Regions from separate parts of the Homo sapiens genome. Here regions 1, 2, 4 and 5 are each linked to region 3. A link is a loop called in an ENCODE intact Hi-C map of the cell type or tissue named here. Cell type or tissue: dorsolateral prefrontal cortex. All regions are shown on one strand. Region 1 has its middle 13 kb from the start of OR1J1. Region 2 has its middle 24 kb from the start of OR1J1. Region 3 has its middle 5.8 kb from the start of MIR4478. Region 4 has its middle 20 kb from the start of PTGS1. Region 5 has its middle 11 kb from the start of OR1K1.

Region 1 (5,000 bases), 340 kb before region 3:
AGAATCTGCTATCAATGGGTATTGGATTTAATACAGTATGGGGATTTGGAACCACTGGGTGCTTTGTAATAATACTATGGTTTATAACTCAGAGAGAGTTCCTGAACAAACCTCCTCCCATGGTTGTTTGGTCTTTTAGTAGGTAGGATCAGGGTACTCCAAAGACTGGTACAGAGAATAATGAGACTGTTTTTTATATTCTTTTATAATAAGTTTAATACCTTGCAGTGCCATCTGGTTTAGTGGCTGTTTAATATTAAGCAAGGGTTTTAATAGGTTAATCTGGATTTTAATAAGAGGTACACTATGAATTTTGAAAATATCAGTGAATGATTTTGCCTTTAAAGAGACAGGTATTTGATTCAGCACTAAATGAGTGACATTATTTTTGTTTTCTGAACAGGGAATGACATAACAAATGACAGAATTGGGGGAGTCTGTTGAGTGAGGACAGTTTAGTTTATCAAATTCTAAAATTATTTCCCCCTCTTGGGAAAAAGAAATTTTAGCATGGTATTTTTCAAAAAAATCACATCCAAGGTGGTGGAGCGGGGCAGAATTAACAAGCAAAAGGTGTGGGTGTCTTGGAGAGAAGACCAAGATGGAAAGAAATGGGCTGTGAAACAAAAGTAGTCAGTGGCTTTTTGGAAACTCACCATTTGTAATCTTTTTATTACTCTGAGGCAGGGGCTGACTGAGGCTAGGGGGATTAAGGATGAAAAATATTGCTGTGGCATCAATGAGCACAGTTAAGACCACACTCCCAGCCGGATGTGGTGGCTCATGCCTGTAATCCCAGCACTTTGGGAGGCCAAGGCAGGTGGCTTATGAGGTCTGGAGTTCGAGACCAGTTGTTTGAAGCCCAACAAGGTGAAACCCCGTCTCTACTAAAAATACAAAAAAATTAGCTGGGCATGGTCGTGGGCACCTGTAATCCCAGCTACTCAGGAGGCTGAGCCAGGAGAATCGCTTGAACCCAGGAGGCAGAGGTTGCTGTGTGCCGAGATCGCACCACTGCACTCCAGCCTGGGAGATAAGAGAGAAACTCTGTCCCCCGCCAAAAAAAAAACACTCCTAATTTGAAGGATCATTTCACTCAGAAAATTAAGTGGGAGAAGTGGGAAAATCCCCCATAAGTCCTTGGAGCCCCTTCACTGAAAGTGGTCTCAGATGGGAGAAGAGATGGGGGAGTTGGGAATGAAATTCCCCCTTTCTCTTGCAGCAATCTCTCTTCCAGCCATCTGGAACGTTGGCACAGCCCAGGGAGTCTCTGCCTAGTGTTATGTCTGGGAGCCTCAGTTTGCTGTAATTGTAACATTACGAATGTTAGTGGTTTTTAGTACTGTCCTCAGGGGTGCAGGCAAGGTGATTTGCCAGATTAACCAAATCAGAAGTGGACATAGTTTTCCATTCCATGTGTACTCTTTTGACAAGCTGAGAAAGTTCTTGAGAAAGGCCATTTGCAAACTTAGAATTACAGCCTACTTGAGTAGATTCGGCATCCATAGGTAATCCAGAATTTTCTACAAATACAACCCGGAGCCAACTGTAATAGTCGTAATCTGGTTCATTAGGTTTTGGGTACAGTCTTGGATTTTATTCATCTCAGGTTTCAGGAAAAGCCTCAAGAATAGCCTCATGAAGTTTTGTTGTTTTTGTTTGTTTGTCTGCTTGCTTGCTCACTGTGCTTCAGGCTCTGTCATAGTCTTTTGGGGTATTCTTGCCTAAAGCCCTCTCAGGGTCACATCAAGGAGCCTGGGCCATTCAATATTGGGCCTGGCCTTCACAAAAAGTATATGAACCAACTGGCACAGGTAAGAAAAACCTGGATGATAAGTCGAAATTATAATACTGTGTTAATTTTATCAGCAAATTTGAAAGGTCTCCATGACCTTTGGGAATTCTGCGGCAATGGCTTAAAGTTCAGCCTTGCTCCAAGGAACAAAAGAAATTTAGGATTTAGAGGAATCATCAGTGAATTTAACTTTCAAGGGACAGGTTTTAACAGGACCAGGTTCAGGGGTAGTGGGAGCTGAGGAATCCAGAGGGAAAGGTAATTCACTCAAAGAAGAAATAGAGAGAAGGAACAGGGGAAAGAGAAGAGGAGGTCTCCTCCAACGAGGAACAAGTCTGGGATCCTCAAGCCTTGTCCTTCCTTAACTATTTGTTTGTCTCAGTTAATTTTGACATGGTATCTCATAAGGAGGCAATTGTAGAATCCTGAATGTACTTAGAAGCTTTGAGATACCAATTAAAGTATGTTTCCCATTCAGATTGCTTAATATTAGGACCACAGTCTTCTAATTTTGTTCTAACAAAACAAGTTTGGGGAGCTCAAATGCCCCCCAGTATGACCATTGAGGATCCAAATTAGTTTGGGTGTGCTATAGCTATTGATTTAAAATTGTACACAAGACAAAGGACCATAATTTTTAAAACATAGAGCCTGCAGGGGTCCCAGGAGGATTATAATTACGTGCTTTAGGATTTTGGGATCCCATTCTGCTTATTAATCTCTTGAGAGCAAAAGAAAAGCCCGAAGAGCAGAGCCCTGTCAGGGAATGATAGGCGTTTGGACTGGTGTTTTGTTTTACAGTGTGCCTGGCACCGGATTTTTGTTTTACTTGGCAAGCAATCTGCACTCTCATTGCCTGTCCCATGAGCAAGTTTTCCCCAGACGCGCAAAATTTTTCTTGAGACTGGCAGGCCCCCTAGTGGTAATTTGGCTGTTTGTGCACTAGTTTATCCTGACAAGAGATTTTTTTTCTTCGGATACTGACATCCCTCATAGAATGGTGGCAATTGCCCTAATGGCTTTTAAACGGCCAACTCGTGCCTACCTTTTGAGAAAGTAAATTTTTCTTTCAAAAGATGTTTAGAAATAGAGGAAGAAAAGAATCAAGCAGCAAATGAAAGTATAAGCATACACAAACAAGTCAGAACAAAACTGAAACCAAAAGTGCACTTACCAGGACCAGAAAGACAAACTGTCTTTCTAAAAGAAATAACTTTCCAAAAAAGACAAAAAGTCTTATATAGTCCCAAAAAGGATGCAAGGCATCTTAACCCAATCAGATCCTGAATAAGTCAATAGGGAGCTGCTACCAAAGGGAGGGAACGCAATCTGAGAGATGATTTACCTGGGCAGAAGAAAGATGATCCATGGAAGCTTAGATTGCCAAGGGCTCAATTGTGGTTACCTACCCAGTTCCTCACCCAGTTCCAAGAGTCACCAATCTTTTCCAAAGGTACTCTCACTTCAAGTGTACTTCCAATAGAGGGAAAATGGCGGATAGGAGGCAAAACTAACTTGCAGCCCCCACTAGGTCGGACAGAGTGGCATGTGTAGACACACACCATGAACTTTTGCTCTAAGAACTGCCACAAGAACATACCAGGAAAGCTGAAAGAATCCACAGACCCTTTGAGGGAGGTGGATTGCTGCTGCAGGCTCTGTGGGACAACTGAGGAACTGTGAGTTTGCTTGCTTTCTCAGCTGAGAGGCTTGGAGCCTGCAGAACATTCTCAGCCCTGCTCACCGGCTACCTAGAAATAAACTCGCTGCTGCTGGCGGGCGGTGGGGGCGGGGGAGCACCTTGGGAGTGAGACCAGCCTTTCAGGCTGTGGGCTGCATGGGATCTGGGTGAGACCTGTGACTGCCGGCTTTCCCCCACTTCCCTAGTGACCTGTGTGACACAGCAGAAGCAACCATAATTCCCCTGGGAACATAACTCCATTGGCCTGGGAACCACACTCCCAGCCCCCACAGCAGCCACAGCAAGCCTCACCAAAGGCGAGCCTGAGCTCAGACATGCCTAACCCTGCCCCTACCTGATGGTCTTTCTCTAGCTGACCTGGTAGCCAAAGACAAAGGACATAATCCCTTGAGAGCCCTATGGCCCCACCCCCTGCCTAATCTTCCCTATACTGATGTGCTGATGTGCTAATGTAGCTCATGTGCTCTTGAAAGCGCCACCTCCTGGCTGGAGGTCCACACAAAACCAGCACACTTAACAAAAATACAACCAAGGACCCTCACAGAGTCCACTTCACTCCCCTGCTACCTCCATTGGAGCAGGTGCTGGTTATCTGTGGCGGAGAGACCTGAAGAGGGATCACATCACAGGATTCTGCAGACACTCCCCTATACCAGCCCAGAGCCCAGTAGCTTCACTGGGTGGCTAGATTGAGAAGAGAAACAACAGTCACTGCAGTTTGGCTCTCAGGAGGCTCTATCTCAGGGGGAAAGGAGAGAGCACCACATCAAGGGAGCAACCCTGTGGGACAAAGGAATCTGAACAGCAGCCCTTGAGTTCCAAACTTCCCTCTGACATAGTCTACCCAAATGAGAAGGAACCAGAAAAACAGTGCTGGCAATATGACAAAACAAGGTTCTTTAACACCCCCAAAAGATCACACTAGCTCACCAGCAATGGATCCAAACCAAGGTGAAATCTCTGAAGTGCCAGAAAAAGAATTCAGAAGATCAGCTATTAAGCCAATCAGGGAGGCACCAGAGAAAGATGCAGTCCAACTTAAAGAAATCAAAAAAAGATACAGGATATGAATGGAAAAATCTCTAGTGAAATAGATAGCATAAATAAAAAATAATCATAACTTCTGAAAATGAAGGACACACTTAAGAGAAATGCAAAATGCACTGGAAATTCTCAGCAATACAATCAAATAAGTAGAAGAAAGAAAATCAGAGCTCAAAGACAAGGGTTTTGAATAAACCCACTCCTACAAAGACAAAGAAAAAAGAATTTAAAAAATGAACAAAGCCTCCAAGAAGTTTGGGGTTATGTTAAATAGCCAAAGCTAAGAATAATTGGTGTTCCCAAGACAGAAGAGAAATCTAAAAGTTTGGAAAATATATTTGAGAGAATAATTGAGGAAAAATTCCCCAGCTTTGCTAGAGATCTAGACATCTAAATACAAGAAGCTCAAAGAACACTGGGAAATGCATTGCAAAAAGATCATTGCCTTGGTACATAGTC
Region 2 (5,000 bases), 330 kb before region 3:
AATTAAAGAATAAGATAAGATAAAATAAGAAAAAGAGAAAAACTGTTCCCCTGTCTTGGCAGATTGTCTCTGTGTTAGGGCACTCCTTCCATAGTTAGCTAGGTAATTTACAGCTCTGCCTTATCCCTTCACTTACTGCTTACATGGATCCTAGAGATTAGCCAGAGCTAAAAGCATAGGATCTCTTCCAATCTTTCTAGGCACGTGTTTATTCCTGAGCGCGCACATAGCCCTCTAGAGCTTTGTTATATGCAAGAGCTTATTACAGCCATTATTCCCCATTCATCTCCATCCCCAGACTCTTCCTCCCTAGTCAAAACAATATTGAAAAATAAGAACAAATTTGGAGGATTTATACTTCCTGACTTCAAAATATACTACAAAACTGCCGTCATAAAAAAATGTGTGCTACTAGCATAAGGATAAATAACTAGATCAACTGAATGGAATTGAGAGTTCAGAAATAAACTCATATATGTATGGTCAATTGATTTTTAACCTGGGTGCTAAGACCATTCAATGGAGAAAGAATAGTCTCTTCAACAAATGGTTCTGGGGTGATTGGATAGACACATAGAAAGTAATAAAGTTGAGCCCTTACTTCATAGGATATACAAAACTCAAAATAAACTAAAAACCTAAATATAAGAGCTAAAAGTATAAAATTTTTACAAAAAAATGAATAAATCTTTATCACCTTGAATTTGTCCAAGTTTCATAGACATGACACCAAAAACACAAGCCACAAAAGAAAAAAATAAAGTGAACGTTATCAAAATTAAAATCTTTTTTATATCAAAAGACAATATTGTGAGAGTGAAAACACAATTCACAAAATGGAAGAAAATATTTGTAAACCATATGTCTGATAAGGATATCGATATCTTATCCAGAATATATAAAGAGCTCTTATAACTCAACAACAAAAGACGAAGGGAAAAAATGTTTTAATGGGTAAAGAACATGAATAGGCATCCCTCCAAAGAAAATATGTAAATGGCCAACAAGCACATAGAAGATGCTCAGTGTCATTTGTCATTATGGAAATGCAAGACACAATGACAATAAAATATCACTTCATACCCCTTATCATGGCTATCAACAAAATGATAAACAAATAGTTCAAAGAAATTAAAACACTCATACACTGTTATTGGGAATGTAAAATGGTATGGACAGTGTGGACAATAGTTTATTCCTCAATCAGTTAAACAAAGATACAAGATGACCTAGCAACTCTACCCCTAGATGTATACCTAAAACAATTGAAAATAGGTATTCAAACAAAAACTTGCATCCAAATGTTCGTACCAGCACTACTAACAATAGCCAAAAAGTGGAAACAACACAAATGTTCATCAATGGATGCATGTATAAACAAAATGTGGCATCTTCATATAATGAAATATTACTCAGCCATAAATAGGAATGAAGTACTAGTACAGGCTAAACATGAATGAACCTTGAAAACATTATGTAAAGTGAAAGAAGCCGGACATAAAAGGCTTGCCTTTTTTTGTGTTTCATTTGTATAAAATATCCAAAACTGACAACTTTATAGAGGCAGAAGCAGTTTAGTGTTTGCTGGAGGCAAATTTGTTTTATTTAAAAAGAAACCTAAAGTTAAAGATAAACAAATAAATAACTTGACTGTGCATATTCCTAAACAAATAATGAGATGGATAGTGACTTCATCTCATGACGGCTGACCATAGGTGATGCGTCCCTCCCCTGTGAGACATTCCCATCTTCGTTTGCCTTTCTAGCCCTATGCCTTCTACCTGGTAATGGACACAAGAAGCAGTTCTGGAAAGCTTAATCTGCTACATGCCTGTAGAGGGCAGGATAGCTGAACCAGAGATGTCTACCCAGAGAAGCCCAGTCTGGATCAAGACAGGTAATAAATGGAAAGAGATCATAAAATGGGAAATAATACCTGGAAAGGAAGGTGACTTTTTTTTTTTTAGATCGAGTCTCACTCTGTCACCCAGGCTGGAGTGCAGTGGCATGATCTCAGCTCGCTGCAACCTCAGCCTAGAAGGTTCAAGCAATTCTCATATCTCAGCTTCCTGAGTAGCTGGGACTACAGACAGATGCCACCGCACCTGACTAATTTTTTGTATTTTTAGTAGAGACAGGGTTTCACTATATTGCCAGGCTGGTCTCAAACTCCTGGCCTCAAATGATCCACCCACCTCGGCCTCCCAAAGTGCTGGGATTACAGGCGTGAGCCACTGCACCCGGCCACTGGGAGTTGTCATTTTTATCTCAGGAGCAGGAGAACAATATTCTTAGCTGTTTCTCTCATATGTGGTGCTGATCATAGCCCATACAAGGAAATACCCCAAGATTTATTTCCCCTTGATAAGGAGGATTGGACCGAAGCCACATGGCAACAATTACCTGAGACCTTATGTACGAGATTTGGAGAGAAGACCTCAGAGTTCTTTGATGACCTGCCTAAGCAACAGTAGGTTGGGATTACTGTTTTAGTCACATTTTGTTCTTATGTGTATCATGCTGATTCACTGTAGCACTAAGAGGATTCCTGCCTTTGAACCTCACTGAACATACTGTGACTGTCAGCTAACAGCTCTGCATCATGTTGTTGTAACCCAAGATGACACTCCATTGTTAAAGCAAATACCTGGGTATGAGGGAGACATCATTGCAGTTGTCTGCCTAGCATATTGGAGTCTAGTTTGCCCTTTTAACTACAGCATATGGTAATGTGTTTGGAAAACAATACAGGCAGGCATTCAAAAAATCACAATGATGTCTGAGAGGTGAATATTGACATGACCTGGTTGTCACATACCAATGATGATCTCACCCTGGAATTTCCAATACGATGATTATGGGAAGCCTTTGGGATACTTGAACTGAACAGCCCCTGGGAACTGAGTATGATAACCCTACAATCTCTTGAGGGACACAGTACTTTTTAGATGCATGTAGTGTACTTGAATTAGTCTTGTATCACAAGTACTCATGGCTGCAACACTTGTGATCACAGACCCAGCATTGGTCCAGAGTACTAAGAGGGACTTAGGAGGTTGGGAACTTGGTTAAGCATGGCAAGTGGAAATGACTTTTCTGGAGACTCATGCTTGTGGTCTAAATGGTCACTAGGGGGAGTTCTCTCCCAGGAAACTCACTGAACTTGCATTTGGCCCAGAAATATGATGAAGCAATGTGCTAGGCCATTCTTGCATGGCTGTAAAGGAATACCTGAGACTGGGTAATTTATAAAGAAAAGAGGTTTAATTGGCTCATGGTTCTGCACACTGCACAAGCATGACACCAGCATCTGCTCAGCTTCCAGGGAGGCCTCGGGGAGTTTTACTCATAGTGGAAGGCAAAGCTGGAGCAGGCAGGTCACATGAAAAGGGCAGGAGCAAGGCGGGGATACGGGCAGGTGCCACACCCATTTTTTTTTTTTTTTTTTTTTTTGAGACGAAGCTTTGCTCTTGTTGCCCAGTCTGGAGTGCAATGGCGTGATCTCGGCTCACTGCAACCTCTGCCTCCCGGGTTCAAGCAATTCTCCTGGCTCAGCCTCCTGAGTAGCTGGGATTACAGGCATGCGCCACCACACCCAGCTAATTTTGTATTTTTAGTAGAGATGGGGTTTCACCATGTTGGTCAGGCTGGTCTTGAACTCCTGACCTCAGGTGATCCGCCAGCTTCGGCCTCCCAAAGTGCTGAGATTACAGGCGTGAGCCACTGTGTCCAGCCACCATACAATTTTTAAACAACCAAATTCAGGAGAACACACCCCCATGACCCAAACACCTCCCATCAGGCCCCACCTCCAATCCCCATGGGATTTCATTTCAGCATGAGATTTGAGCAGGACAAATATCCAAACCATATCACAGTATTTGAATGGACTATGCATGTTACCCAACTCGCTCAGCATCTTGCTTGTCAATAACTCCGGACAAGAATCCATATGCTCACCAGGGAAGGAATAATTGCCATGTCAACAGCAACAGCACCTGATATATTTAAATAGCAGTTGTGCTGCAGGCTCAAGCAAGAGGAGGTATGTTTATGGGAACACTATGGCCAACCTAACCTATGGCATATGGCAAGATGACTGGTAAGCATGCCATTTACTGCTACTCCCTCAGAGCAACAGTGTCAAAAAGTTGAAAGGAGTTTTGACTCTGTGATACAATTGGTATTACCTTGGATGACCCAAAGTTGATCCTTAACCGGCTCAAACTCTACCAATTGTGGACAGATGGGCAGTGCTCCACAGTGATACCTGGAACCTGAGTTACTCTAATACTTATTCCTTGGGCTGGGCGCGGTGACTCACACCTGTAATCCCAGCACCTTGGGAGGCTGAGGCAGGTGGATCACAAGGTCAGGAAATCAAGACCATCCTGGCCAACACGGTGAAACCCTGTCTCTACTAAAAATACAAAAAATTAGCCGGGCGTGGTGGCAGGCACCTGTAGTCCCAGTTACTCGGGAGGCTGAGGCAGGAGAATGGCGTGAACCCGGGAGGCGGAGCTTGCAGTGAGCCAACACCGCACTACTGCACTCCAGCCTGGGCGACAGAGCGAGACTCCGTCTCAAAGAAAAAAAAAATTACTCCTTGGTGGGTGAAGTGTAATTATGCCCCCAGACCAGAGGGAACCTGGACTTTACTGAGCAATGACCTCCAGTAATTACACCAGTTATGGGAAATGTGTATGAGAAAATGGTATTTTTGCTGAGAAGGCTAGGAAATTGACATGATTATATTAATGTCCTGAACATTGTCTAATCTTTCTGCTACAGGTAATAAAGAATTTGTAGGCTACTTTATAAAAAATAAATGAAAATGGTTGCCAGAATAAAAAGGTATTTTGAGAAGTCAAACTAAAACTTCCAGTTGATGCAATACTCATGGAGATCTATTGGCCAAAGAAAGAAGTAAATTTAGCTTTTAAAAAGTGACATATGCAGCTCAACACCTCTGTTGAAGCCTGTAAAAATGCAGGTGAGGC
Region 3 (5,000 bases):
GGATGCCGGGGTGGGGGCAGGAGAGGGGCATGGCGGGTTGCGGGAGGCCTCCGTGGTCTGCTGGTGCTTACGCTTGTCGGCGGTGTGTGTCTTCGGGAAGTCAGGTCCTTGCCCCCTGCTTTGGGGCCAGAGACAGGAGTTCAGATCCTAGCTCTGCTCCCCACTTGCTGGGGGTGGGGGGGTCCCAGGCCTGTATCGTTCCTGTTTCCAGTCCTAGGCCTCTGTTTCTTCATCCATGCAATGGGTCTATCCAGCTCTGACCTGCTGTGATCTCTGTAAATCTGAGCTGATTAGAACATTTGGCCCTGAAATTCCAGAGGCCTTTAGGCTTCCCTGATGGAGGGAGCATGGGGCTGAGTCTTGGTGCTGTCAGGGAGGCACTGAGGGGGCTGGGGGTGGGGTCAGAGAGGTGGGGAAGGTGAACCCTCCCCACTGCAAGGCCTGGCAGTAGGGCAAAACCAGGCTGCTTATCTCCCCAGCCTGGGCACCCTGGATGACTGTGCTGGGGACATGGGGCTGATGGAGGGGTCGCCAGGGAGGAGGCGGAGAAGACAGAGATGTCATCTGTCCTGAAAGACACAGCCCTTCAGGGCTTCCTGCCCTCTCTGCAGTTCTTGCCAGGTCACCTGGGCCCCAAAGACCCCACAGTTCTGTTCACCAGCCCCCTTCAGTCCTTGTCACCTGGCTACTGCTAGGCAGCCACACTCAGCTCCATGATCTCACCAGCAGCCAAGTAGCTGAACACACAGTCACAGCGCCCCCGCCCCCACACACACACATAGGCACAAAGCCTGTGGCACAGTCACACATGGGCTTGTAGAGTTATAGGTGCCCCCGCGTGCACAGCCCTCCTGGGAGCCAGCACGGGAGATCACGCATGCGTGCCCACCCCAGCGTGTGGGTGAGCCCAGGGCTGTGCCCAGCCCAGCTCTTAGAGAACCACTCTGAGGCCTCCCTAGACAGAGTCGCAGGAGCCGTCCTAGAGGGGTGGGGGTGGTGATGGGATGAGAAGCTCTCTGTGGGCCTCTGATCCCCTCCTTTAATAAAAGGAGCTAGAAGGCCCCCTCCTCAGCACCCCACCCCCCAGCCTCAGCACCCAAAGCATCCATTATTCCACCCGATGCCCCCTCTAGTTCTGCGGGGTGAGTGCGCTGAGCACATCTTACAGAGGGCAAACTGAGGCTGGGGAGGAGAAGGGGGGTTGCCCAAGGGCAGAGCTGGTGAGGTCAGAAGCAGAATTGCAAGCCGGGGCGGTGGGCCCCCAAACCTGTGTTCTCTCAGGCCGCCCACCCCCATCTGCCGGGCTGGGGTGTGGACCCCGAAGCGTGCCCCGGGCCCCCTCCACCCCAGCACCCAAGGGCCTCCCGGACACAAAGCCACCTGGCGGCGCTCGAGGGGGCGCGCGTGGGAGCGCGCACGGTGGCCCGCGCCTCCGGCCAAGATGTTCCCTCTCCGCGTGATTGACAGGCTCGAGTGCCGAGAAACAAAATTGTTTATGCGCTAATGAATAAGGCCCTGATTGCAAGATCCTGTTTGGAAAATTATAGTGCGGCGGCGGCGGCGGCGGCCGCGGCGGCCCAATTACAGCCCGCGCTGCATATTCATTTCGTCTCTCCTTTGCATCGAGATGAACGGGCGCCCCGCGCCCTGCAAAGGCAACGCCAAATTTAGTCCCAGGTTCCGCACTCCTCCGCGCCATTGTCTGCCCCGGACCACCTGCCTCCTGCCGGCCTGATTGCCCGGGAGGGCGCGAGCAGGGAGGCCAAGAAAGTTCTCCCTACCCCTCCTCCTGGCAACCCCTTCCCTCGGTTCTCTCCGCTCCCTCCTCCGACTCCCCGTCTCTGTCTCCCTTCCCCTCCCGGTGTCTCTTTCTCCCTCTGTTCTCTCTCTACTTATTCTGTGCCCCGCACTTCCTCTCCTCGCTCTAGGCCTCTATCTGGGTGCATCACCGGTCTAGAATGTCAGTCGCTGTCCCTCCCCCTCCAGCTTCACATTCCCTGCGTTCCTGGGTCCCTGGGTACAGCAGGGGCAGTAACGGGGACCGTCTGCTCCTTGGAGGTCACAGAGGTATGAGGCGGGTCTCAAGACCCCTGCCTTGGCTGTGAGCATGGGGTGGCTTGGCTCGTCCCCGCAACCAAGCTGCTGGGGAGAGAGGCCCCTCCCTGCCCGCTGCCTCTGCCGCCTCCCGCATGCCACCAGATCCACTTATCCTGCGGCTCAGGCCCCTTGGCTGCCCAGGCTGCGCCCTCACACCTCCCTGCCCTGCACATGCTGTTCTCTTGCTGGCACGCCCGTCCTGTCTTCCCAGACGCATCCCAAGTACAGCTCAGAGCAGCCTTCCCCTGTCCCCACCACCGCAGGCAACAGGACAGCTCCCTCCCAGAGCACGCTGGTGTCCAGGCATGTCCTGCAGGTACAGCAGCAGGCAGGGTACACTGGCGTCCTTCTCCCGGGCCTGACCAGCCTGGGGGCTGCCGGTGAGTCACCAGGAAGCTCTGGTGTCCAGCTCAAGGCTGATCAAACGGACACCTCCACTGTGATATGGGGGTATAGTCTCCCTGTCCTTGTTGTATGGTGATGGTGGGCAGGAGGGGAGAGGAGGCTGGGAGGGAGGGACTGGGGCTTTGCAGCACCTGGACGCCACAGACCAGGACTGGCCCTGGTTCCAGACAGTGACAAGGACAACTAACTGGTCCTTGTCACTGGGTCATTGACTTAACTGACAAGTACCTGAGGCCCAGTCTGGCTGGAGGCTCATGGTGGGGGTGATGGTGGCGAGGGCTCTTCAGAGGATGGCCGTGCTCCTCCCCGTCCTGCCTGGGGCCCCACTGAGTAACCAGGCATCTGCACCCCTTCCTGGGATGGAAATTGGGGTATTCAGACGTGAGCAAAAATGGACAACCACATATACCAACTGGCCTAGACAACCCCCAACCCTGCCGCCAGAGACACACAAAGTAATAGACTCCCACAGTCACATACACACAAACATAGACACGCAGCCTCTCCTTGAAAGACCCACGCAGCCTGAGACACAAAGGCAGGCTGGCCCCTGGGCGTGTGTGGGGCAGCACTGCCCTCTGGCGGCTGTCTTGGCAATCTCTCTGTCAGGCTCTGGCTAGCTTCCTAGAACCACAGCTGAGCCACGATGCGGGTGCCCAGGCCCAGACCCAGAGAACTGGGACTCCCAGGGATGGGATTTCAGGGAGGAAAAGGAATTTGTGTTCCTAGGGTCGAGGGTCTTTTGAGTTCCAGTTCCCTACCCCAATCTGCATGTAATGCAGAACATGTGAGCAGAACTTGCTCACAGAAGGACCAGTCCAGGGATGGTGAGGGGGCGGAGCTCCTTATCATGGGAGGAGTACGAGTTGGGCTGGGACCACTTGCAGATTGGTGGTCTTTAGTGGCAGAGTGGACAACTTCATAGGTCATCACCAGCTTGAAGAGCTCTGGGAGGTATGTCTAGTCTTCTCCTACTTCACCCCAGCCCAGCCACTCTCCTGTTTGGTTTGTTTGTCAGTCATCAAACTCTGACAGCATCTCAGCACCTCAAACAGCAGGGGAGATCCTGGGTGGCGGGAGATGAGGCTGTGGAGGGTGGCCAGGCCACCCCTTGGAGGTCTTCGAGGCCAGTATTAGGTGTGTGGGCTTTATTCTGGGGGACAGGGATCTGGAGACAGGCCCAGACAGGGAAGCGACTTGGTCAGATGGGCATGTGAGCACCAGCTAAGGAGAAGCTTAAGGAGCACCAGCTAAGAAGCGACTTGGTCAGATGGGCATGTGAGCACCAGCTAAGGAGGCAGGAGGGCCAGACGGGAGGGATGTGGTGGCCTGGACCAGGACAGGGGCAGGAGTGAGGTGGCAAGAACGACGCAGATCCCAGAGCTATTAAGGAGATGGACTCGCCAGGCTTTGGTGAGGAATTGGCCATGGTGGGCATGGAGCCGGAAGATGAAGTTACCTTGGGGCATATCAGTGCTGACAAAGGGGCCTGGGGGAGAGATGATGAGTCTGATGTGGCTCTGAGAGCCTGAGAGCCTGAGAGCCAAGGGGATGTCTGGAGAGGATGTCTGGAGAGGTATCAGCCTAGAGCCTGAGAGCCAAGGGGATGTCTGGAGAGGTATCCAGGAGGCAGTTGAAATCAGGCCTGGAGATATTCACTTGGGAGTTGGAAGGTTACTGACAGGTGGTTGAAGGCAGTGCACAGCTGAGGCCACCCAGGAAAGGTCCTTGGAAGCCCTAAGCACCAAAGATATGGTGTTCACCTCACCCCCATGAGTCAAAAAGGAGTCTAAATTAAATTATAAAATGTAACACTTACATGCCTTACAAAACTCTTGGACTGGCACGGTGGCTCACACCTGTAATCCCAGCATTTTGGGAGGCCAAGATGGGCAGATTACCTGAGGTCAAGAGTTCGAGACCAGCCTGGCCAACATGGTGAAACCCCGTCTGTACTAAAAATACAAAAAGTTAGCCGAGCATAGTGGCGCATGCCTGTAATTCTAGCTACTCGGGGGGCTGAGGCAGGAGAATTGCTTGAACCTGGGAGGGAGAGGTTGCAGTGAGCCGAGATCACACCACTACACTCCAGCCTGAGCAACAGAGTGAGACTCCATCTCAAAAAACAAAAATAAAAATAAAAACAAAAAACGTTTGCAATCATCACATCCATGGGTTCACAGAAACACATTTTCCTCCTCATCTTCCTTGTTTGATGCTCCTGGTCTGATGGTGCCCTGAGGTGTCTACCTGCTTGCCGGCTAGGTGGCCCAGCTCCAAATCCAGGCAAAAACAAGAGGCTCAGGGGGCACCAACAGGCTGGGACCGAGGGGAACAAGATGCCCACAAAAGAGAGAAGGAACACCCAGGAAGACTGGAGGAAACCCAGGAGAGTGTGGCATCACTGGGGCCAAGGAAGGAGGGGGTTCCAAGAAAGAGGACATGATTAGTCATGTAGAAAACAAGAGGAGGCACGGAGATGAGGACTGAAGAGGGGG
Region 4 (5,000 bases), 220 kb before region 3:
CTTTTGACTCCCCAAAAACCTAACCATTGATAGCCTACCGTTGTCCAGAAGCCTTACCAATAACATAACAGATGATTAACACATATTTTATATGTTATATATATTATATGCTATATTCTTACAATAAAGTAAATTAGAGAAAAGAAAATAGAGCCCCAATAAAAACTCTGAACACTGAGCTCAGATGCACTTCCTCAGTTGGCAATACTCCACAGATATTGTCACATTGATTCTAGGAGAGTGACACATTCTGATTCCATGGGAAGGACAATGGAAGCTTTACTTCATGTTTGAAAGAAACCCCCCTGGGCTCTGCCCTATACATCTCTCCCTTTGGCTGATCTTAATCTGTATTCTTTCCCTGTAATAAACTATAACCATGAGTATAACGGCTTTCAGTGAGTCTTGTGAGTCTTTCTAGCAAATTACGGAATCTGAGGGTGGTTTGGGGAACCTCTTGAACTTGTAGCTGGTATCAGAAGTGATGGTGGACAGGCATCGTGGCTCATGCCTGTAATCCCAGCACTTTGGGAGGCTGAGATGGGTGGATCACTTGAGGCCAGGAGTTCGAGACCAGCCTGAGCAACATAATGGTACTGTGTCTCTACAAAAAATAAAAAATCAGCCTGGCATGGTAGTGCATGCCTGTAGTCCCAGCTATTCAGGAGGCTGAGGTGGGAGGATCACGTGAGTCCAGGAGGTCAAGACTGCAGTGAGCCATAATCATACCATTGCACTCGAGCCTGGGTGATAGACTGAGACTCTGTTTCAAAAATAATAATAAACAAATAAATGAATAAATTTTAAAACTTTAAAATTTTTTGTCCAGGCACAGTAGCGCACACCTGTAATCCCAGCATTTTGGGAGTCCAAGGTGGGCAGATCACTTGAGCTCAGGAGCTCGAGACCAGCTTGGGCAACATAGTGAGACTTCATCTCTGGGGGAAAAAAATTAACACAAAAAATTATTTTTTAATTTTTTAATTAAAAAAAATTTTTAAGAAATGAAGGTGGGCCGGGCACAGTGGCTCACGCCTGTAATCCAAGCACTTTGGGAGGCCGAGGCGGGCGGATCACAAGGTCAGGAGATCGAGACCATCCTGGCTAACACGGTGAAACCCTGTCTCTACTAAAAATACAAAAAAAAAAAAAAAAAAAAAGCCAGGCTTGGTGGCACGCACCTGTAGTCCCAGCTACTTGGGAGGCTGAGGCAGAAGAATCACTCACACCTTGGAGGTGGTGGTTGCAGTGAGCCGAGATCACACCACTGCACTCCAGCCTGGGCAACAGAGCCAGACTCCATCTCAAAAAAAAAAAAAAGAAAGAAAGAAAGAAATGAAAGTGGTCTTGTGTGGAGTCTCTGCCCTCTAACCTTGTAGTTGGCCCAACTTAGCACAATTTCTTATGTGATATTTCAGTTAATAGTGCCTCTTAGGCACTATTATCATCAATCCCATTTTGGAGATTGGGAAAATGAGATAAGGAACCTGACTGAGGTCACACAGTTATCAAATGACAAAAGCGAAATTTAAAAGCAGATACCAGCAGGGCTTGATGGCTCACGCCTGTAATCCCAGCACTTTGGGAGGCCAAGGCGGGAGGATCATGAGGTCAGGAGATTGAGACCATCCTGGCTAACAGGGTGAAACCCCATCTCTACTAAAAAAAAAAAAAAATACAAAAAATTAGCCAGGCGTGGTGGCAGGCGCTTGTAGTCCCAGCTACTGGGGAGGCTGAGGCAGGAGAATGGCGTGAACCCAGGAGGCGGAGCTTGCAGTGAGCTGAGATTGCGCCACTGCACTCCAGCCTGGGCGACAGAGTGAGACTCCATTGCAAAAAAAAAAAAAAAAAAAAAAAAAAAGCAGATACCCAGGCACTAGCATCTACTCCTGTAACCACTGTGCTATGCTGCCCAGCTAGTGGGGGAAAGAGGGGGCTTGTGGGAAGCAGAGCTAGAGGGTTTGTAAGAGACTATTTCTAAGAGGGTGGCAATTCTAAGAGGCAGCCTGGCAAAAAGGCTAAGTTTTGTCCTGGGGGTAATAGGGAGCCATTGATGGTTTCAAGCAGGGAGAATATAAGTATTCATGCATTTTAACAAAGTCCCTCTGGATGTAGACTGGGGAGTGGATTGCAGACAGGCCTGAGTGGGGAGAAGACCAGGTGAGGACAATGACGCGGCTGGACCCGAGTCGTGGTCTTGAGAATAGAGAGCATGGGACACATGCCATATGTGCCTAAAAGGTAGGCTTGACAGGACTTCGGGACAGACCGGATTTAGGGGAAAAGAGAGGGGGAAGAGTCAAGGGTAAAACCCAGGCTTCCAGATTAGACAATTAGGGTATTAAGTCCCTTAGACTGGGAAAGACAGAAGGAAGAACAGATTTGAGGTGGGCCATACCACCATTAATAGTCCCAGATTCCCAAAGGGGTCAATGCCCCAGAACAGGGCAACCCCCACCCAGGCACAGGATCCCGTGTCTAGACCATCAGTTACCAGGACAATGCAGCTAGCTCCCAGCAGAGAAGTGGCACCCTCCCCTGCCTGTGAGTGGCCACCAGGTGGCAGCATAGGCCGCCTTTTTCCAGGGCTGGCCTGGCAGGCCGGCCAGAGGAGGGAGAAGGAAGCATCTATTGCTGCTGGAGATGCAGCTTTGCCACGAGACCACGGAAACTGGACCACAGGCCTGTGGAGATGAGTTCCTGCAGCTATGAAGTCAAAAAAGCACCAATCTAGTAGTCAGGAGTCCTGGGTTCTAGATACACCAGGGACCCAGAGCAGACACCTGCCCCTCTCTGAGGCTATGGGTTTTCCTTAAAGAGGGCAAACCCTCCTTAAGGAAAGAAGGCCAGAGCTGCCAGACGGAGTATTAATTCCTTCTCTGTTTTCCATCCCCGACAGCTGTGGCTTTTAACCATATTTTTAGAGGCAACTTCTTTTTTTACAAGCAAAATCCAAAGACCCTCTCACTCCCTGCACCTCCATCCCATGTATAAAACAGAAAACATGTTTACACTGATCTGCTGTGGTTGGAGTAGAAGCTGGGGACTCTCCCAAGCCCACACAGAAGATAAAATCTTCACCCTGACGTTGAGGCCCCTACCTCTCCAGTGCCATCCTCATTCTCCTATCCAGACTGAGCGATCTTTGCCCATCCTGGACCTTCTCTTGGGAATATCCTTCCCCTCCTCTCTTGATTCAAACCCTCCTCATCCTTCAATGTCAGATCCCTTGACACCTCCTCCAGGGAGCCCTCTCCAAAGCCCCTAATGGAAAGCGTCACTCCCTCTACCACACTGCCCTGGCACCTCAGTCCCCCACAAGTACCAAGCACCTGCTGTGTCCGGGCAATGCAAACAAGTGAACAGCATCTCTCTTCTCTCTGATCCTGAGCACCTGCGGGGGTCAGGGGAGGGGACCATGCCTGTTTCCCCCATAACAGAGTGTGCCCAGCCTCACCCAGCTAGGAGCTGGCAGACCAGCCTCTGCCCCACCAGGCTTCACTGAGCCACGTTAGTGGTCACCTTTTCTGGGCTTCAGCTTCCCCCCTCTGTATAATGGGGGCAGCTAACACCTAATCAGGACTGTGTGTAGAATCAGGACTAGCTACGTAATTTGAGGGGCCCTTTGAAAAATAAAAATATGCAGCCCCTTGTTCAAATATTAAAATGTTCAAGACAATGGCAGTAGAAGATTAAACCAAGCACAAGTCACACACCTGTGGAGTCTGTGCACTACACAAGAGGTCTGAAATCAGCCAACCTATGCCCAAGTGTGGGGCTGTGTCAGCCAAAAAAGATGGTCCGTTTTCTTCATGTAAGTTCACTTTCTGTTGGTCAAGCTGGGGACCAGCAGGACTGCATCCTCCCATTAGGGAGCACCTTTTCTCAAGTCAGACAAAGGTATGGTATTGGCCAGCAGGCACCCTGCCCGACTTCATAGCACTACCATGTAAAATGGGCTTGTTGAGTGAGGAGAGAGAACCAAAATCCAGACACAAGAAATTGGAGACCAGGGGCCAGGTGTAGTGGCAGGCACCCATAATCCCACACTCGGGAGGCTGAGGCAGGAGAATCACTTGAACCTGGGAGGCAGAGGTTGCAGTGAGCCGAGATCATACCACAGCACTCCAGCCTGGGTGACAAAGTGAGACTCTGTTTAAAAAAAAAAGATAGTGGGGATTTATACCAGAGATGTGCAATCAGGACAAGCCAAAGGGTGGAGATCCGAAACTGCAAACCTCACCTCAGAGCAATGTGATTCAAGGCCAACTTCCAAGTTCAGAGGTCAACAGCAGTTGCTCAGTCCTTGCCTTGTTCTTTCAGCCAGTATTTACTGAGCACCTACTATGTGCCAAGCACAGTTCCAGGCTTCATGATACAGCAGTGAGCAGGACAAAGTCCCCTTCCTCCCAGGGTTCACATTCTTGCGGTGGGGAGAGGAAATAAACATTATTGAAAGAAAATAAATGAACCACCCAACTAAAGATAAGTGATATGAAGAGAATTAAACAGGGTGAGAGGGAAGGACTGCTGGTAGGTGGGCTGGTTCATATAGGGTGGCCAGGGAGGGTCTCCCTGAGGAGGTGACATTTGAGCTGGGCTCTGAATGAAATGGGGCCAGCTGGTGCCCCAGCTGCAAAGCATGGGGGTGGGCGTGCGGAGCTGCCTGCAGGAGGAGAGCCTGCAGAACCACACTTTGCTAAAAAGGCGAAGGCGAAGGCAGGCTGGGCAGGAAGTCTGGCCCCCTGTAACCATATCCCCAGGAAGGAGGAAGCCAGGAAGACGCTTTCAGCAGTCGTATTCATCAAGGCCTCTGCTCTAACCCGGGGCAGCACCAGAGGCTCCTCAGGCCCGATCCACCTTCGGCCAGGCCGCCTGGGGAGGGGACAGCAAGGGAGGGAGGATAACCCTGGATTCTCTTCCAGACAATAAATGCTTCCAGGTTCCTAGGGAGCATTCTGTGGGTCACAGCTGCATCTGATCTCAATTACCCCAGGGTG
Region 5 (5,000 bases), 680 kb before region 3:
GATCTCGGCTCATTGTAACCTCTGCCTCCCAGGTTCAAGCGATTCCCCTGCCTCAGCCTTCTGAGTAGTTGGGATTACAGGTGTGCACCACCACATGTGGCTAATTTTTGTATTTTTTTTTTTTAGTAGAGGTGGGGTTTCATTATGTTGGCCAGGCTGGCTTCGAACTCCTGACCTCAAGTGATCTGCCGGCCTAGGCCTCCCACAGTGCTGGGGTTACAGGCGTGAGCCATCACACCCAGCCTTATCAGTGACTTTTAACCATTTATTCATTTAGGTGACTGGGGATGGGTCTAAGCCTGGGCATAAGGAAGGGCTAGACCGGCAGCTGGGTCCATCATGCCCAGCCACCTGGCAGCCTGGCCACCCTTCTGCTGAGGCTTTTTAAAGAATCCAGGCCAACTGTCATAAAAAATGCTCCAATTTCTGGCTTCTCAGATTGTTTCCTTATTTCTGGCAATAATACAATCACCAGAGGTGATGTTGTGTAGTTCTTACTACATAAGTCAGGGAGTATCTGATGTCAGCTTGATGATGCTAAGTTTAATCACTTGGTTAAGGTGGTGAATGACAAATCTTCATATAGTAAAATTATTTCCCCTTTGTTAGCAGAAAGAAATCTGTGTTGTGATACTTTGAGACTGTGTGAATATCCTCTTCTTACAATAACGTTTCACCTAATAGTCTTGGCATCCTTGCCTGAACCAAATTATTACATTGGGGGTATGCGTAAAGGTGATTTTCTTTATTTTAATTTCATTTCATTTTTAAGAGACAGCGTTTCACTTTGTTGCCCAGGCTGGAGTGCAGTGGCGCAATCACAGCTCACTGCAACCTCAAGCTCCTGGGCTCAAGCGATCCTCCTGCCTCAGCCTCCCAAAGTGCTGGGATTACAGGCGTAAGCCACTGTGTTTGACCTAGCGTTTGCTTTTTTTTTTTTTTCCAATACATCCTTTTTGGTTCCACCTTTTTGAGCATATAAAACATTTACCCAGTTTAAAAGCCAACAGAATATGAAGTTGTGTTCTCAGAGAAGCCTCACTCCCATTGATTCCCTCCACTCCAAGAATTTATTTTGGATTGTGAATGCTTGTGGTTAAATTTCTTGGTGTCTCTGAGCTGTGATCTCCCAAGTGAGGATAATCATAGCAACTATCTCACAGGGTGGCTGGAAGTGTTCAATGAGCTAAAGTTCTTAGCATGGTGAGGCACCTAGCAAACATTCCTTAGATCCATAGAGGTCATCAGTTTTTTGTTTTTTTTTTTTTAAACTATCCATCCTCTACAAAACCCTGATCCCACTTATTAAAAAAGGGCTTTAAGATCCCAATTCCGGCCGGGCGCGGTGGCTCATGCCTGTAATCTCAGCACCTTGGGAGGCCAAGGCGGGCGGATCACGAGGTCAGGAGATCGAGACCATCGTGGCTAACACGGTGAAACCCCGTCTCTACGAAAAATACGAAAACAAAAAATTAGCCGGGCGTAGTAGCGGGCGCCTGTAGTCTCAGCTACTTGGGAGGCTGAGGCAGGAGAGTGGCGTGAACCCGGGAGGCGGAGCTTGCAGTGAGCCGAGATCGCACCACTGCACTCCAGCCTGGGCGACAGAGCGAGACTCCGTCTCAAAAAACAAACAAACAACCCCCCCCCCAAAAAAAAACCAATTTCCCCTTGTCAACTCAAATAAATCCTATTTATCCTTGAAAATTCAGCTCAAACCTCACATCCTCTCTGGATCCTAAGTCTTTGCTGTCTCTTCAGAGAGAGGCAGTCATACTGTGACATGTCTTCCTACAGGTGATGGCAACACTGGTTAAGAAAATGGGGGCTCAAAACCTGGGTCCATCCAACACTAGCCTTGCCTCCATTTTCCCACCTGTACAAGGGGGATAACAGTAGTTGGGATAAGAGGTCAATGGGGCCGGGCACGGTGGCTCATGTCTGTAATCCCAGCACTTTGGGAGGCTGAGGCGGGCGGATCACCTGAGGTCAGGAGTTCCAGATCAGCTTGACCAAAATGGTGAAACCCCCTCTTTACTGAATACAAAAAATTAGCTGATCATGGTGGCGCACGCCTGTAATCCCAGCTACTTGGGGGGCTGAGGCAAGAGAATCGCTTGAACCTGGGAGGCAGAGGTTGCAGTGAGCTGAGATTGCACCACTGCACTCCAGCCTGGGCAACAGAGTGAGATTCCATCTCAGAAAAAAGGAGGTCAATGGGTTAATACTCAGAACGCACTTTGCACCTTGCTTAACACATAGAAATGTCTCAATAAATTATCTATTGTTGTCATCATGCTATTATTTTAATTCAACTTAAAGAAATATTTAAAGTTTTTCCGAAGTGTGAGATGGGAAATCCTGGTGACTTGAATAGCTCTGTCTCTCTTTTCTGTAGGGTAACTCTGTCTTCAGCGTGTGTGGTAGCCAAAGTTGAACTGGATTTGTTTACAGACCAGACTAGTATTTCCTTGGGGACAGGGACTGTGTCCTGTCATCTCTGATCTCTGATCTGAGCTGGCATCAGTTAATATATGCTCCTTCAGTGGGGAAAATCCCCAAGGCAACATGAGTAGGCTGGAATTCACCACAATAGGGCAGAAGATCATCTCTTATATCATGTTTCCATAAATGTTACATATTTTTAATTAGACGTCTACTACCTATGCTCACTGAGAACCAGGTAACAAACAAGATCAAGTTAAATCCTCAGCCTTGCCAAAGAGGTTGTTACCTCCTGGTTACTTTGCAGAAATGCGGGTTATAATGCAAAATGGCCACGCGGTGGCAGCAGAGGAGAAGGAATGAATTGTTTTGCTCCCATTATGGACGCTGTGCTACAGACTGCAGAGTAGGGGCCTGAGGGAGATACGTAGCACCATGTAAGAATAATGTTAGAGAATTTGTTTTTAGGAATGAGAACGGGAAAATGTTAAATACACACACTTTAAATAATGAGTAACAAAGCAAACAAAATGGTATTTGATGAAGACAACATATATACACTTGACTTTCAGATCATGGTCAACTAAGGGGGAGAAAAAAACAGACAGAAGAGAACAGGAAGGCAGGCGGCACCCACCAGCCCCAAGATGCTGCAAGGTGGGTGACTCGAGGAGACATAGCTTCTTAGTTAAGAGTACAATCTTTGTTTCAAATCCCAATCCCACCATTTGTTTCCAGTGACTTACTACCTGTGTCCCCTAGACCTGTCATAGTGAGAGTAAGGAAGCACTTTGTTTTTCAGTCTGTTGTTTTGTTTTGTTTTGTTTTTTGAAACAGGGTCTTGCTCTGTTGCCAAGACTGGAATGCAGTGGTGCAGCCATAGATCACTGCAGCCTCAAATTCCTGGTATTGTGGGATCTGGCCAGCAGCCTGCAGTGCAACGGGGCTCTCTCTTTGTTCCCAGGTGGATCGGCAGGTTGAGAAATGATAGACACACACAAGATAGTGAAAGCTGAGTCCAGGGGGGGTCACCGCCTTCTGGTCCCGTGGTGCCAACAATGCACTGGATATACCAGCATTTATTATTAAGTTTAGTGACAGCGGGGGTGGGTTAGTGAGGGATTTAGGGTCATTTGATTATGAGGTGAGATGGTCACATGGGGATGAAGTAATAACATTTGTATGTAGAAGTACAGTACATTTGTACGTAGAAGTACGGTATACAGAGATAAGAATTTACAATATAGTGCATGCATCAGTAATTTCTAACAGAGCCTTAAAACAGAAACACAATCTTTCCGTAACCTATGATTAGCAAGCTATTAATCAGTAGTAACAATTGCAACAAAAGCTGGTTACAAACAATCCATAGAAACAGGACGTGAAGCTAGAGAACCGGTTAGACCAGAAATTCTCAGAAGGGAGTATGCCCTAACCCTAAAGAGGCCTGGAAGAGCTGTGGCAAGATGAGGGCATTTATAGCCCTATCTTATCCATATGGACAGGCGCCCCCCCATGCATCCGTTTATAGGCTTTCCACAAGGGTTCCATTCCATTCCCAGAGCTATGAACATCTACTTTTCTGGGATAGGAATCTTGGTGATGTGAAACCTCCCTGACTGCACGTCCATTCATAGGTTCTCTGCAGGGGGAAGCACATCACGCGCTGTTGGCTCGTTCTGGCAGTCCAACCTGGCATTGTCTTTACACAATCCAGCATGCAATTTTGTATTTACAATAATCAGGAGCATTTCATCTTTTATTCTGTAGCAATAGTTTCAGGGGGTCTCCCTACATCCTGGGCTAAAGCAATCCTTCCACCTGGGACTCCCAAAGTACTGAGATTACAGGTGAGAGCCACCATGCCTGGCTTCTAAGCAGTTTATATTTATTTCTTAGATAATTCTCACCACTTCAGAGCTATATTATTTTCCTCATTTTTTAGTTAAATGATTTGCCCAAGGTCAACCAGTTAGTACATAGTAAAGTTAGAACTTAAACCTAGGAACTCAGAGCTCAGAACTCAGAATTTTACCACTGTCTGGGAAGCCTTACCCATGAACAGGCAATAATAATGTTTATCAAAAGAGGCTCTTGGAAACAGTTGAAGGGTGCCTGCCCCATAGTTGGTGTTATGGACTGAACCGTCCCCAACCTAGCCCAAATTCCCAAACCCCCAAAGTGACTGTATTTGGAGATAGGGCCACTGAAGGAGGTAACTAAGGTTAAATGAGTCATAAGGGTGGGGACCAAATCCAGTAAGACCACTGTCTTTAAAAGAAGAGACACCAGAGCTCCCTTGCTCTCTGCATGTGCACAGAGCAGATACATGCTAGGATGCAGCTAGAAGGCAGCTGTCTACAAGTTAGGAAGAGATCCCTCACCAGAAACCAACCCTTATGGCACCATGGTGTTGGTGGACCTCCAGCCTCAAGAACTGTGACAAGATATATTTCTATCATTACTCAGTTTGTGGTATTTTTTTAGGGCAGCTGAGCAGACTACTGTAGTTGGTGGTCAGGAAATGCAGCTCTTACTCTGTGGCTTTGTCTTTGATG

The links. Peaks named below come from ENCODE experiments on the same cell type or tissue, not always from the same donor. Only the 100,000 strongest peaks of a DNase experiment are listed, where the experiment ranks them.
Region 1: a loop joins it to region 3, with 4 times the contacts of the local background. A loop is called at or near these places in 69 of 110 quality-filtered maps.
Region 2: a loop joins it to region 3, with 3 times the contacts of the local background. A loop is called at or near these places in 71 of 110 quality-filtered maps.
Region 4: it touches region 3 in a loop (11-fold over the local background); 107 of 110 quality-filtered maps call a loop at or near these places.
Region 5: a loop joins it to region 3, with 3 times the contacts of the local background. A loop is called at or near these places in 53 of 110 quality-filtered maps.

The regions. Positions count from the first base shown.
Region 1 is chr9:122,462,890-122,467,889 of GRCh38, reverse strand. It overlaps a transcript of OR1J2 not described here. Among named protein-coding and RNA genes, the nearest start is that of OR1J1, 13 kb to the left of the region's middle. RefSeq lists a silencer at 2,598-2,647 and an enhancer at 3,639-4,140. In dorsolateral prefrontal cortex, CTCF peaks have their summits at 2,515 and 2,717 (motif pointing left); a DNase peak (open chromatin) is centred at 2,669; H3K4me3 peaks cover 1,094 bases.
Region 2 is chr9:122,451,482-122,456,481 of GRCh38, reverse strand. It overlaps a transcript of OR1J2 not described here. Among named protein-coding and RNA genes, the nearest start is that of OR1J1, 24 kb to the left of the region's middle. In dorsolateral prefrontal cortex, CTCF peaks have their summits at 2,915 and 3,116 (motif pointing right); no DNase peak of the experiment used is centred here.
Region 3 is chr9:122,123,423-122,128,422 of GRCh38, reverse strand. No RefSeq gene overlaps it. Among named protein-coding and RNA genes, the nearest start is that of MIR4478, 5.8 kb to the right of the region's middle. RefSeq lists enhancers at 215-980, 981-1,747, 1,748-2,513, 2,514-3,280. In dorsolateral prefrontal cortex, CTCF peaks have their summits at 2,884 and 3,084 (motif pointing left); DNase peaks (open chromatin) are centred at 782, 1,599, 2,324 and 3,082; H3K4me3 peaks cover 1,249 bases; H3K27ac peaks cover 3,289 bases; H3K27me3 peaks cover 512 bases.
Region 4 is chr9:122,348,316-122,353,315 of GRCh38, reverse strand. No RefSeq gene overlaps it. Among named protein-coding and RNA genes, the nearest start is that of PTGS1, 20 kb to the left of the region's middle. RefSeq lists a silencer at 2,508-2,714. In dorsolateral prefrontal cortex, CTCF peaks have their summits at 2,351 and 2,556 (motif pointing right); a DNase peak (open chromatin) is centred at 2,555.
Region 5 is chr9:122,808,295-122,813,294 of GRCh38, reverse strand. No RefSeq gene overlaps it. Among named protein-coding and RNA genes, the nearest start is that of OR1K1, 11 kb to the right of the region's middle. RefSeq lists a silencer at 2,715-2,884. In dorsolateral prefrontal cortex, CTCF peaks have their summits at 2,590 and 2,792 (motif pointing right); DNase peaks (open chromatin) are centred at 1,336 and 2,794.